Regions from separate parts of the Homo sapiens genome. Here region 1 is linked to region 2. Evidence: read pairs that join two places in POLR2A ChIA-PET (ENCODE). Cell type or tissue: OCI-LY7. All regions are shown on one strand. Links, peaks and the distances in the headings refer to the core of each region. The heading gives the core; the rest is flanking DNA. Region 1 overlaps COL17A1 (collagen type XVII alpha 1 chain). Region 2 overlaps GSTO2 (glutathione S-transferase omega 2).

Region 1 (2,910 bases), core at 198-2,697, 240 kb before region 2:
TAGTTCCCTAAAATGGGGTGGTAGGACTTGACCTGCTTCTATCACACGGCGGTGGAAGGAAATGAGGAAAGGCTAAGGGGCTGGAGGCGTGCATGGCTTAGTCTCTTCTTGAGCTGCTGTGTAAAGACACAGTCACCCTGTTGTGTTAGGAGACAACCTAACTAACAAGTGTTAATTAGGGGCAGCTGGGGGCGGGGGGCCTGTTAGCTTCATCCCCTGAGCTAAGCTCCTTCTGCGGCCACCTCTGACCCACAGCCTGCCACTCCCCTGACCCCCACCCTGCTCCCTTCTGAGCCTTTAGGGAAACTCTTTAGAGTCTGGTGGCTTCTGTGCACTGCACTGCTTCCAGGCGAGGGACCATCATCTGGTCCATTAGCCATAAGCAGCCCCACTGGATCCTGTCACTGCAGGGTTCGCGGTTCTCACCCACCTGCAGTGGTGGTCTTGCCCTTTGTGGACACAGTCTTCAGGTCTCCTGAAAGGACAAACAGATTGACCTGAGCTTTTAAACTGGAGGAGCTAGCTGCTCTGCCTATGGAGTAGCCATTTTTTTATTCCTTTACTTTCTTAATAAACTTGCTTTCAACGACGTGCAGGAACATCCAGCATCTCAGTCCTCACTAATCTGATATTTGCGATAATTACATCCATGAAGACATGGCTTGGCAAACAATTAATGGTGGAAGAAAGCACTATGTTTTAATTCTCTTATGACCTTAAACCTTAACACCTCAAAACATTTTTGGAACACCAAGTTATGGGTGCCGCTTGCATTCAAACAATAAGTGTGGTTGTGAGAAATGACTCTGATTTCTTGGTTAAGGGACTCTGAACACAAGTTCCTGACCTGGGGTGGAAGGAATTGGGAATGAGAAGGATGAGCTTGGAGGAGGATTGTTCCTGAGTCCGTGATGCTATTTGAAAGTTGAGTGTTTAGGCCAGGCACGGTGACTCACGCCTGTAATCCCAGGACTTTGGGAGGCCGAGGCGGGCAGATCACGAGGTCAGGAGTTCGAGACCAGCCTGGCCAACATGGTGAAACCCCGTCTGTACTAAAAATACAAAAAAATTAGCTGGATGTGGTGGCACATGACTGTAGTCCCAGCTACTTGGGAGGCTGAGGCAGGAGAATCATTTGAACCCGGGAGGCAGAAGTTGCAGTGAGCTGAGACCATGCCACTGCACTCCAGCCTGGGCAACAGAGCAAGACTCCGTCTCAAAAAAAAAAAAACAAAAAAAGAAAAAGAAAGTTGAGTGTTTGTGGGCATGTGTAGAATTTACTCGGCAATTTGTTCATACCTTTCATCAGATTCTGAAAAGGATCTTTTGACTCCACAGCCCTAGACCTACCCCTAAAATGTCAGGAACTGCTAACTTTAAAGACTTACAGTCAGGTTCCAATCTCTCACCTTGTTAAAGTGATAACTGATTTGATTGGCATTCATTTGAAAATGTTCTATGACTTAACATTTTCCTTCCTTTACTGACCTCCCTGAAATCAGTGATTTGGAGAGATTCCTATAGGGCATCGTCAAGAAATGTGGTTATCAGACAAAGAACGCAGATATTTGGGAAGAAAAAAAAATAAAGCTAACAACTGCTTTGCAAAGCATTTTTCTATTAGTTCTGAAGATTATGGAGAAAAAGTAAAATGAGAAAACAAATGCCTTCGTAGACATGGCAGAGGCAGGCTTTTGCTTCAGTAATGCAAATGCAAATCACCTAGGAAGCTTGTTGAACTGCAGCTTCTGACTCAGCAGATCTGAGCTAGGGCTGGGATCCTGCTTTTATAACACACTCCCAGGTGTGGCTGATGCTGCTGGCCCGTGGACCACACTTTGAGTAGCAAGGTCTCCGAAGACAATGAAATGAAATGTGGCCTGGCTGAAGTCAAGGTGGACAACAATCATATTTGTTCTTACCATTAGCTTCGGCTTTTAGGCCTGAGTCAGCATTGTAGGCAGCTTGCTTTTCTTTTTTTAGGGTGTCTTCTGAAAAAGAAGCTATGTACAGAACCCATTATAACCTGGCATATTCTCTTCTCAACCTCTCAACTCTGTCCTGTGTTCCCCCCGCCCTTGCCCACTACCCTGCTTGGGAAGGTCTAGGTTAGACTGGTAAGAAGAGCCCCTCTTTCCTGGGGTTCATCTCCCCTGATCTGTGTTTGCGGTTAGACTTGCTGTCGCCCAAATGCCTCTCTGAGAGCTCTTTGCCTGAATTTTCTCAGCTCATCTGCATTCAAGGCAGACCCTGGAACATACTATTCAGACAGGTGCTTTTCATTAGAATGGGATGGCTATGGTTTCATGACTCATAGGGTCCCAAACCACCTTGCTAGGACATTTGGTCTCCTACACTATTTGGCTTTCTTCTGAAACCCAAGCCACACAGGATCTGACGCACTTGCAGCGATGCTGGCAGGGGAGGCTGTAAAGACCTTCCCGCTGTCCTTGGTCATGATGAGCAGCTCCATCTCCTTCTTGGCAGGTGTGTTGTCTTTCTCTAGGATCAGGAACTTGCAGTCCTTGTGCAAAAGGTCATCGCTCTGCACACTTGTGGTGCAGGCTGGGGAGAAAGAAAATGGGTAAGAAGGAAGGACATGTGCCAGGAGAAGGGAGAGGGGAGAAAAGACAAGAAGAGGAAGGAGAAGAAAGAGAAGGAGGAGGGAGGTAAATTAGCAGGTGTGTATGAGGGTCTCTTGTTCTTGCTGACAGTGGTTACTATGAAGCATCTTGGGGACCAAGGACACCCTCTATGCCTGGCTGGGCCTGGCCACCAAGAGTTTGGGTCAATGTCAGAAGCTCTGGATGGCTGGTTTATGGGGGCTGCCTCCCCTCCTGGAGATTATAGGATCTTTATTGAATGGGTAAAAGTCCCCCAGTCAGGTAAGTCCTTCCTTAACTAACTTGG
Region 2 (2,910 bases), core at 196-2,695:
TGATAATCATTTGTCTGACTCCTCTAGCCTGTAGCTGCTGCTACTGCTGCTTTTTTTTCCTTTTTTTTTTTGAGGCAAGATCTTGCTTCGTTACTCAGGCTGGAGTGCAGTGGGACAGTCGGCTCACTGCAGCCTTGAACTCCTGGGCTCAGTTGATTCTCCCGCCTCAGCCTCCTGAGAAGCTAGGACTACAGGTATGTGTCACCACGCCCAGCTAATTTTTAAAAAAATGTTGTTGAGACAGGGTCTCACTATGTTGCTCAGGCTGGTCTCCATCTCCTGGCCGCAAGCCATCCACCCAACTTGGTCTCCAAAGTGTTGAGATTACAGGCATGAGCCACCTGGCCTGCCTAGCCTGTAGCTTCTAACTATTTTCTAGAAAGTGCCTGGTGCTAATGTCAGAGCACATTTTGGGAGCCTGTGTGCCTCCTAACTCCTTGGCCTTCAGCCTAGTTTGATCTCCAGATTATTGGTGCAGATGCTGATGCTGAGGTTCAGGGTCAACCTATGACTGATGCTTGTCACTACAGAATGGCACCCTCCAAAGACCTCCCTGGTGAAAGCTTAAGAAGAGGGAGAAGGAAGAAGAAAACACTCCAAACCTAAATACCTTCCATTTGGCAAATGAATGTCGCTGTCCACGTGGGCGAGTATGAGTGTAATTCTCCAAACTTTGGCCATGGGCCTGGAGACACCGAGGGTCTTGTGACTGGAAAGAATTCCAAAGCAGGAAATGAAACACCGGTTTATCACCCAGGACTAACTACGTCAGAATTTCACTGGTGCTGTCAGGGCTCAGGATGTCTCACAAAATGTTCTATAGCCGGCATCCTGCCTTAAAAAAATACACACGCCCCAAACCCAGCCACAAGCAAAGGTCATTCCGTTGGATTTGCGTCACACTCTCTTCCAATTCATCTCAACAAATGCCTCTGGTTGCCTGTTGTGTACCAAGCCCAGGGGCACACTGGGGATAAAGTTGAAAAAGACATTGGCTCTGTCCCTGGGAGCCCCCATCTCTCCACTTATCTTGGTTGAGGTTTTAAACCTAGCGCTTTGGAGCTGCTTGTCTGTTGTAGGGATGCTTGTCTCTGATGTGGCCCCTCTGCCAGCTTCGCCAGGCAGTACCACCCCACTGAAGACAGCAAAGAGCTGAGGATGGCTGGTGCCAACAGGTCCCTTGGGCTGGGAGCATCTACTGCCTGCACTATGGGAGGGGGACCAAGTTTGTCCAATGCTGTTTCATCTCAGTGTCTGAGGATCAGCCTGTGATCATTTCAGCTTTGCTCATGCTGGATCCTTTCCCATCCTCCTAGCTGTGCTGAGACACCAGGCAGCAACAGGAGCGATGTTTTGCCTTGTCTGTGCTCCCTAAGGAGCTGTCTGCCACCTCTGCCTCTGAGACAGCCCAAATCAGCCCTCCTCTCTCCCCACGTCTCAGTCTGGCCCTGCCATCTGCTGGCTCTGGGTATATTTTGACCCATGTAAATAGTTACCAGGTGTTACTCTGTGCCAGCTGGACAGAAACAAGCCTGCTTGGTGAGGTGGCCAGAACTTCCAGAAGAGGCAGCGCATGACAGGGGCAGTCTGCCGCACCATCTGCTCCGGATGTGGAGCCCTGTTGCCATGGCACCCTAGTTAATGCTGAGTGAGGTCTGTGAATCACCGTTTTCCTGGGATCTTTGCTCCAAGAAGAGGGGAATCTTCTCCTGTGGCCTCTCATAGGACTTAGGAGATTGATCAGCCTTTTGCCGGTACAAATCCTGCATGCTAGTGAGTGCTTGTCATAAGACCAAAGTTACCACTGATGCAACAGGAAATGGCATGCCTCTGGCTCACCAAAATGAAGGTGTTCTCTTTTGGGGCTCCGCACACTAATTTAGAAAGCTTGAAGAACCAGGAATTATAGAATGGAGAAAAGCACTCATGGGGGAGGTTTGCAGCCTGGTGGCCTATAGCCCAGTTTGGGATTTGAGTGCCTCTTGGCCAGGCATGCTCCCTGCTGTTTACCAGGGTCCTGGTCACCTGCACATCCTTACACTTCCTCCATCTCGCTTCTTTGTCACTTGTCTGACCCACAGAGAAAACTGAGTTATCAATCTTTGAATAAAACTAGAAGGATGTGGCCTGGAGAAAAGAGGGAAGGAGGTAATTAAATAATGCTCCATGAAGAACTTTAAAAATATGCTTCTTAATTAATACATGTGGAAAGAATACATATGGGTTAAAAATACAATAATGTAAAAGAATAGAAAATCTTCCATTATCTTGTGTCCTAGAGATAACCACTTTTAGTAATTGGTGTCTACCTTTTTTTCCCCTTTTCTTTTAAATAATAGAGATGGGGTTTCGCTATGTTGACCAGGCTGGTCTTGAACTCCTGGCTTCAAGTGATCCTCCCATCTCGGCATCCCAAAGTGCTGGGATTATAGGTCTGAGTCATCATGCCTGGTGGGTGTCTATCTTATAAAAAGCACTAAACTTAAAGATTTAAAGGTGAGAGCCTGTATTAGGCCATTCTCATGGTGCTATAAAGAACTGCCCAAGACTGAGTAATTTATAAAGGAAAGAGGTTTAATTGACTCACAATTCCACATGGCTGGGGAAGCCTCAGGAAACTTTCAATCATGGTGGAAGGGGAAGCAAACATGTCCTTCTGCACAAGGTGGCAGAAGAGAGAAGTACAGAGCCAAAGAGGGAAAAACTCCTTATAAAACCATTAGATCTCATGAGAACTCACTCACTGTCATGAGAAAAGCATAGGGAAAACACTCCCACAATCGAATCACCTCCCTTGAGGTCCCTCCCCCAACATGTGGGGATTATAATTCAGATTAAAATTGAAGATGAGATTTTAGGTGGAGCACAGCCAAACCATATCAGAGCCATTCTCTATCTTTTGCAGATTGG

Evidence for each region. ChIA-PET counts read pairs that join two places held together with the same protein. Peaks named below come from ENCODE experiments on the same cell type or tissue, not always from the same donor. Only the 100,000 strongest peaks of a DNase experiment are listed, where the experiment ranks them.
Region 1: POLR2A ChIA-PET joins it to region 2 with 6 read pairs; 2 of 35 experiments call an interaction of 5 or more read pairs at or near these places.

Annotation. Positions count from the first base shown.
Region 1 is chr10:104,057,716-104,060,625 of GRCh38, forward strand. COL17A1 (collagen type XVII alpha 1 chain) reads right to left here. Exons shown (of 56, transcript NM_000494.4): 14 at 2,404-2,565; 15 at 1,923-2,003; 16 at 431-475. Among named protein-coding and RNA genes, the nearest start is that of MIR936, 11 kb to the left of the region's middle. In OCI-LY7, for the core only: no CTCF peak of the experiment used is centred there; no DNase peak of the experiment used is centred there.
Region 2 is chr10:104,299,425-104,302,334 of GRCh38, forward strand. It overlaps GSTO2 (glutathione S-transferase omega 2), which reads left to right. Exons shown (of 7, transcript NM_183239.2): 7 at 1-2,910. Among named protein-coding and RNA genes, the nearest start is that of ITPRIP-AS1, 22 kb to the right of the region's middle. RefSeq lists enhancers at 1-1,008, 825-1,326, 1,327-1,826. In OCI-LY7, for the core only: no CTCF peak of the experiment used is centred there; a DNase peak (open chromatin) is centred at 1,537; H3K4me3 peaks cover 297 bases.